Regions from separate parts of the Homo sapiens genome. Here region 1 is linked to region 2. Evidence: read pairs that join two places in POLR2A ChIA-PET (ENCODE). Cell type or tissue: MCF 10A. All regions are shown on one strand.

Region 1 (4,000 bases), 190 kb after region 2:
AATCCCAGCACTTTGGGAGGCCGAGGTGGGTGGATCGTCTGATGTCAGCAGTTTGAGACCAGCCTGGCCAACATGGTGAAACCCTGTCTCTACTAAAAATACAAAAATTAGCCAGGCATGGTGGTGTGCACCTGTAATCCCATTTCTACTTTTGTTGCCTACAAAAGATGTAGATTCAAGTTACAAAGGGACTGTGTGACCTTGGGGAAGTTGCTTAAACTCTCTGAGGCTTAAATTCCTGACTCACAGATGTTCTGTTTAAAGTAAATGAGATGATGTATATAAACATTTAATGTAATTGTAACGTAAATCTGTAAATAGTCAACACTAGGTAAACTGACCGGATTTTTCCTAGACCTCTCCAACATGTGGGTCTAATGGGGTCATGACAACAATTCCAACTTAGCCCTTGTCCTGATACAGGGCCTCCAGCCACTGATAAAGGTCTGTCCCCAGTAAGTTTATTTCCAATTAGTTTTCCTTTAGCTCATTCTTAAGAATAACCATTACCATTTATTGACAGCACTATGGACATAATCTCATTTAATATTCACAACCACCCCATGAGGATGCTGAAGAGGTGACTGAGGTACAGAAAGATGAGGTAACGTGCCCAAAGTCACCTGCCTCAAACGCATCAGAGATAGGATTTGATCCCAGGCATTGGAGACCCCTGACACTGTCCTTTTTTTTTCTTTCCCAACATATATTGCTACATCTTTTAAACAAATTTAATTTCAATAGTTTTTGGGGGTACAGGTGGTTTTTGGTTACATGGATAATTTCTTTAGTGGTGACTTCTGGGATTTTGGAGTACCCGTCTCTGAAGCAGTGCACACTGTACCCAGTATGTAGTCTTTTATCTCTCACCCCTCTCTCACCCTTCCCCCCGAGTCCCCAGAGTTCACTATATCACTATGTTTTTGCATCCTCATAGCTTAGCTCCCACTTATAAGTGAGAATGTGTATATTTATTTTTTCACTCTTGAGTTACTTAACTTAGAATAATGGCCTCCAGCACCATCCAAGTTGCTGCAGAGGCCATTATTCCATTCCGTTTTATGGCTGAGTAGTATTCCATGGTGTATACATACCACATTTTCTTTCTGTTTTTTTTTTTTTTTTGAGATGGAGTTTTGCTCTTGTTGCCTAGGCTGGAGTACAATGGCACGAGCTCAGCTCACCGCAAACTCTGCCTTCTGGGTTCAAGTGATTCTTCTACCTCAGTCTCCCAAGTAGCTGGGATTATAGGCATGCACCACCATGCCCGGCAAATTTTTTTTTTTTTTTTTTTTTTTTTTTGAGACGGAGTCTCGCTCTGTCGCCCAGGCTGGAGTGCAGTGGCGGGATCTCGGCTCACTGCAAGCTCCGCCTCCCGGGTTCACGCCATTCTCCCGCCTCAGCCTCCCAAGTAGCTGGGACTACAGGCGCCCGCCACTACGCCCGGCTAATTTTTTTGTATTTTTAGTAGAGACAGGGTTTCTCCATGTTGGTCAGGCTGGTCCCAAACTCCCGACCTCAGGTGATCCACCCGCCTCGGCCTCCCAAAGTGCTGGGATTACAGGCGTGAGCCACCGCCCCTGGCCTATACCACATTTTCTTTATCCACTCGTTGGTCGATGAGCATTTAGGTTGGTTCCATATCTTTGCAATTGTGAATTGTGCTATAAACATGCATGTGCCTGTGTCTTTTTCATATTGGACTTCTTTTCTTCTGGGTAGATACCCAGTAGTGGGATTGCTGAATCGAATAAGGAATCGCCATACGGTTTTCCATAGTGTTTGTAGCAATTTACATTCCCAACAGCAGTGTAAAAGCGTTTCCTTTTCACCACGTTCACGCCAACGTCATCCCTCACCTGTCGCGTATCAGGGCTGCTCCACTGCAAACTTCTGTGCAGGAAATGATTTGAGGTTCTGGAATGACCTACGGGAGAGCCACTTCTCGAACCCAAGTCTCTGGCTCCTTGTCTGGTGCTCACTCCATTGCCTCATTCTGTCCTGTCACATTGGAATACGGCATTCGAAGGGCCATTTGGTGGCTTGGTCTCATCCGCCACTATTTGCCTTGTGCTAATTGCCATTTCCCATTGCTTCTGAGCTGTGCCGACCAGACTGGAAGGGTAAACTCCAGCTTATGAAACGTTCCTTGGAGGGGCATCAATTCGTTTTACTGAGAGCAGCCCCAAATATTTGACCAAGTTTTCTTTTGAGCTCTGGGATTCCTCTTAAATGTAGAAACATTCCTAATGGAGTTTCCTCTGCATGAAGGAAAACCAGATTTGTCTGGAAAGTCATTTAATGTCTAACCAGCGTGCAAACCCTCCACTCCAGACTTCCTTCCTGTCTGCAAAATCTCCTTTCCGTAAGGAGATGAGCTTTCTCATTTGGCTGACATCAAAATGAGACAGGATTTGGTGCCACCTTCTGGCCCAGTCACTTCTCTGACTCTTTGGGAATTGTTGGTGAGCACCCCTGAGAGAGGACAGCCTTTTCGTTATTAATGAGGGTGGGTGCTGGTGAGCGTGGGCAATTAGGGGAGACAGTCAGCTGCACACTTGGCTAGACTCCGGCTTCGATGTGTTTAAATTATGCAGGTGTGCTTCTTAATTAACAAGGCATTTTGCCAGAGGGAAAAAAACAACTGAATCTCTGCAATGTGCTTTCTGCCTCAGGGGGTGGCTGGTAGTCTTTTTACACTAAGTAGGTTGGCCTCTAAAGGCTTCCTACTTAAAAAAAAATGGAAAAAGTATTTGTTGATCCTCTATCAGCAGAGGAGAGGAAATGAGTCTGTTGTATCAAAGAAGGATAACTGGTGATAACTTTCATTTTTCACATTCTAATGGCTTCATGGTCACGCTCCTCATTAAAATGTGAAAGGCAAGAGCTGGTGGCTGGGGAGTTAATTACTGATCTGAGATAGTTTCAGCAAACATTGTAAGGAACTTGCCTAGTTACAGATAATGACAATAATTGATAGCTGGGATAAGGTGGTTTTATACAATGGAAATTCCGTCTGTAAACAATAACATCCATCTATTTCTAGAAAGTGAAAGGATTCAGAAGACTTGGCATAGATTATCCTGTCGCAGGCAGATGTGGCTCACAGAGTCACGTGTCGCAAAGTGAAGACAGGGGCTAAGATTTGTGCCAAAAAGCCCACTTGAATCTTCTTTAATCTCAGTTACTGGACTTGCCCTGATAGGATAATGTAATTCAGTCTCCAATTTGTCTTTCAGGTATAAATATAATGTCAAATATTAGCAGAAACATAATTAGAGAATAAAAAATTAGATGGTAGGTGGGATTTTAGGGGCTTATCCCGAAAAGCTCAAAGAGGATGAAAACAGGGCTGCTGTGTACAGGTGTATAGGTTTCACACTGTCCAACTCCAGAGGGCACCATGCTTACAATGAGTGTCTTGGATTTGTATAATATATTTGTTAGGACAATTTTTCTGATGAATGGCAGTAAAATATCTGTGGGGGAAGGAACACTTTTATCTTATTTGCACAAATATGCCAGAACTAGGCCAGGGGCCACCCTGGGCAGTACTGTACCCATAAGGGGTTGAAAATTCATGTCCCAAGGGCAGAATGTGGCCCATACTTGTTTGTTTAAACTACAGAGCGTAGGCCTGCATGGCATTAAAAAAATGAAGCTTTGAATTGTTTGCCAACATTTAAAAATCAGATACGTTTGCATAAAAATCTGGATTTCTGGTTTCTGTCAGAAAAGAGATTTTTTGGGAACTTGATTTCCTGCATACAATTCATAGCTCTAGCTGGTATTAAAGTTTCCCTTTCATTCAGGACAGGAGCTCTCCAGTTTGCCATAAATCCCCACCATGCCTTACAGTATCTAGAACAGGGAGGACCAACGTCATTCTTTAATATTTTACTTACATTTATTTTCTTCATAGAATTAAGAGGAAAGTGATATCATTCTTTATCTATGTCTTCATAAAAAGTTTGAAAACAAAAGGTAGAAGAAGAGGACA
Region 2 (4,000 bases):
TGTGAGGTGTGGAGGAAGTGGCAGTGCCAGAGGGCTATCATGAAACTAATAGCTTCTTGTCTGGAAGTGATTTGAGGAGTGAAATCCATTGCCCTCTCAAACTTTAATGTGTGCAATTAAAGCATCAGCAACTCAAAGTTGGTGGTCAGAAGAGCAGCTTTCTTTGTATTTGCCTTCAGTTTATTGTGGTCTGAATTTTGATCTCCGGTTTTGGGCTGAAAGAATGAAAAGTGTTTATTCTGACAGTGACATTTGGTTTTTACTCATCTGTTTAGTAAACCTTTTTGATGTAAAATAATGTTCAATCCTGTCTAGAAATTGCTGTAGAAAGCAAACTCTTCTCAAACTTTAGGCAGAGCTAAATATATTTTTTCAATATTCAAACAGTTATCTGTATGTTAAAATAAATTCTGGGCCAGGCATGGTAGCTCACGCTTGTAATCTCAGCACTTGGAGAGGCCAAGGTGGGAGGATCACTTGAGGTCAGGAATTAGCGACCAGCGTAGGCAACATGGGGAGACTGTCTCTACAAAAAAAAAAAAAAAAAAAAGAAAGATTAAAAATTAGCTGGGCATGGTGGCACACACCTGTAGTCCCAGCTACTCGGAAGGAGGCTGAGGTGGGAGGATTGCTTACGGCCAGGAGTTCAAGGCTGCAGTGAGGTATGATCATGCCATAGCAATCCAGGCTGGGTGACAGAGTGAGACCCTGTCTCTTAAAAATAAATAAGTAAATACATACATACTGGACTTGTTTGCTAAATCTTAGCGATAGGGACTGTAAAACTTTTCTTTTTCTTGCTTTTTTTTGAGACGGAATTTTACTCTTGTTGCCCAGGCTGGAGTGCAATGGCATGATCTCGGCTCACTGCAACCTCTACCTCCTGGGTTCAACCAATTCTCCTGCCTCAGCCTCCCGAGTAGCTGCGATTATAGGCATGCACCACTACACTTGGCTAATTTTTGTATTTTTAGTAAAGACAGGGTTTCACCATGTTGGTCAGGCCGGTCTCGAACTCCTGACTTCAGGTGATCCACCTGTCTTGGCCTCCCAAAGTGCTGGGATTACAGGTATGAACCACTGCACCTGGCCAGGAAAACTTTTCTTACAAGATGGTAATTCGGTCGGGTGCAGTGGCTCATGTCTGTAATCCTAGCACGTTGTGAGGCTGAGATGGGAGGATCACTTGAGGCCAGGAGTTTGAGACCAGCCTGGTCAACATAGTGAGACCCCCATCTCTATTAAAAAAAAAAAAGATAGTAACTTAAGGAAATAAAATTAACAAAAGGACTGATTTCTTATGTACTTCTATGCTGACTTAGTGTAACCCAAAATTTAACATGCTATTTAATATGTCAGTGCAACTGCTTTTTAGTTTCTGTTTATTGTTCAGGATAATTTTTTCTCCTGATATTCTTGAAGTAAATTTTTAGCTTTAAACAAATTCTTCTGTCACAGAATGACCTTGGTTTTAAAAAAGGGAATTGACTATACTTGCAAAGTTCATTTTTTTTTTCTAAAAAAGAAAAAGGCAGTATTTACACATCTGAATCCTTAATTTGTACCAGTTCTTCAGCACTGTCTTACTTCCTGGCTGCAGGGCCATTTGTTGCCGTATGGTGTTGTAACTTTAGGTTGGTGCAAAAGTAACTGTGTTTTGCATTGACATGGCACCAGCCTAAGAGCTAGCTCTAACTGGCTGAATGTCTTTTCTGACTTTCAACATCACACCAGCTGTATTAGCAGAGATGACTAAGCATTGGGTAATTTCACTTCATGCTAACCACTATAAATTGGTTCAGTTGATGTGTGTGTGTGTGTGTGTGTGTGTGTGTGTGTGTAGACTCCTATATAATTTCTACAATCCTTGCTTTAAAACCTGCAAAATGTATTTTTTGTTTTGTCTTTTCCTTTTTGAGACAGGGTCTCCTTCTGTCACCCAGGCTGAAGTGTGATCATGGCTCACTGCAGCTTTGACCTCCTGGTCTCAAGCAATCCTCCTGCCTCAGCCTCCCAAGTAGCTGGGACTACAGGCATGCACCATCACGCTCAGCTAATTTTTAAATTTTTGTAGAGATGGAGTCTTGCTATGTTTCCCAGGCTGGTCTTGAACCCCTGGGCTCAAGTGATCCTCCCACCTCAGTCCCCCAAAGTGTTGGGATTATAGGTGTGAGCCACTGTGCCTGGCCAAAACCTGCAAACCATGTTAAATCTATGTTGTGTTCCTTTCGGAAGAGATGTCTAATATTAACTTGTGTTATATAAAATCTAAAACATAGGCTTTCAATATTGTTTTAACAGTATATAACAGAATTGGCAAATGCCCTGTCTTACTGTCATTCGAAGAGAGTTATTCATAGAGACATTAAGCCAGAGAACTTACTTCTTGGATCAGCTGGAGAGCTTAAAATTGCAGATTTTGGGTGGTCAGTACATGCTCCATCTTCCAGGTATGTAACTTTAGAGGTGGAAGTTGTTTGGTTTACCAAAGCCCTGGGAGCTAACCGTGAGCTAAATGTAAAATATTTCAGTGTAGATTTTGTGCTGTAAGAGGGGTAGGTGGCTAACCCAGAAGTACTTTGGAGTAATTTAGGCTTAATAATAAACTAGGGTTTGCAAGAAAGTGTTATTCTGTGGAGATTTGGGGCTATTAGCAGTGTTCTAGGCCTAGGGTTGAAGATGCTTAATGTCCTTAGAGGCTAATGAAGGGATGAATGAGTCAACAGATAGGACACGTATATGACAGAGGTGAAGTGCCCACATGTTGAGTGGGAGGAACTCTTCACCTCTGCTGCTTCCTGGATGAGGAGATGGGGAGATGGTTCAGAGGACAGCACTGACAAAGATCTAGAGCTCAGAGTGCAGGCCATATCAGGGAACTTGAAACACTAAATTAGTTTGGTGGTGCTTTGAGGGCAGTGGTGAGAGATTCTCTTCAGTCTGCCTCTGTCAATAGTAGGGATAGTCCTTTCTTATCCCCTGTCACAGCTGAAGCAGAGATGTCAGTCTCAAAACAATTCAAATCTTAGCTTTCCAAGTGAACTACAATATCTTTACTGTTTTAAATTTGAGTTTAAATAAGCTTTGAAACTTCACATGAAGTGGGGCATTTTAAAACATATATCTACCGATGAAGTTTTGTCAACTTTGGAGGAGGACTCAAATTATAGCCAAATGACTTAAAAATCAAGCTAGTTAAAAAAAAAGTATAGCCTAAAATAGAATATGAGGGAGAAAACCTTTGCTTTTGTTACAGAGCACTTCTAATTGTTCCAGCAATGCACTGAATCTGCTATTGCAGTCTTTTTTTTTTTTTTTTTTTTTAAACTGGTTGTCATTAGTGGGAGCTGTTATCTGGTGAGACAAACCAGAATAAAGACTTACAGGCTTCATGGAATCGCAGAGTTAAACTGTATCTTAACCGGTTGAATTGTGATAGAAAAGATGGCTTCTTGCTTTTTGAAAAGATTACTTACATAACCGATAGTCACTTCACTCCAAATCCCAGATGTTAATCATCATCATTTCCTGGTTATTGCCTCAGTTTGAGAACCCCCGATTCAGTCCGTCGGTGCTGATGGAGGGGTTAGATGACCAGAGTGGTAGCTTCTTAATCCTACGTCACAATTCAGTGGTGAGTGACTGTTTGTGTGCTCAGTGGGTGCCAGGCCTGGCTGAACACAGCACCAGGGCTGTGACCACGTAAGCCTCCATGGTGAAGAGCAGCTGATAACAAAGCAACACGAACCCACACAGACTGTTCTGGCTTGCTGTCTGCTGTTCCCAGCTTTTTTCCAACCTTCGTTAAAAAAACCTAAACCGATAAAAATGCGGAATTGGTAGTTGATGGCATACCTGTCTATACAGTGCCTACGTTCAGCAGTTTTTCCCATTTAGTCAGAAGGGCTGCATCTGCTTTTTTAGTGAACACTTGAAAATACGTTGCAAACATCATGATGCTTCAACCTTAAGCACTATAATAGAATGCATTTCCTAAATA

Evidence for each region. Peaks named below come from ENCODE experiments on the same cell type or tissue, not always from the same donor. Only the 100,000 strongest peaks of a DNase experiment are listed, where the experiment ranks them.
Region 1: POLR2A ChIA-PET joins it to region 2 with 8 read pairs; 1 of 35 experiments calls an interaction of 5 or more read pairs at or near these places.

Annotation. Positions count from the first base shown.
Region 1 is chr20:56,186,445-56,190,444 of GRCh38, reverse strand. No RefSeq gene overlaps it. Among named protein-coding and RNA genes, the nearest start is that of MC3R, 60 kb to the left of the region's middle. In MCF 10A, a CTCF peak has its summit at 2,408 (motif pointing left); a DNase peak (open chromatin) is centred at 2,424.
Region 2 is chr20:56,371,858-56,375,857 of GRCh38, reverse strand. It overlaps AURKA (aurora kinase A), which reads left to right. Exons shown (of 9, transcript NM_198437.3): 7 at 2,302-2,450. Among named protein-coding and RNA genes, the nearest start is that of FAM210B, 15 kb to the right of the region's middle. In MCF 10A, no CTCF peak of the experiment used is centred here; a DNase peak (open chromatin) is centred at 1,707.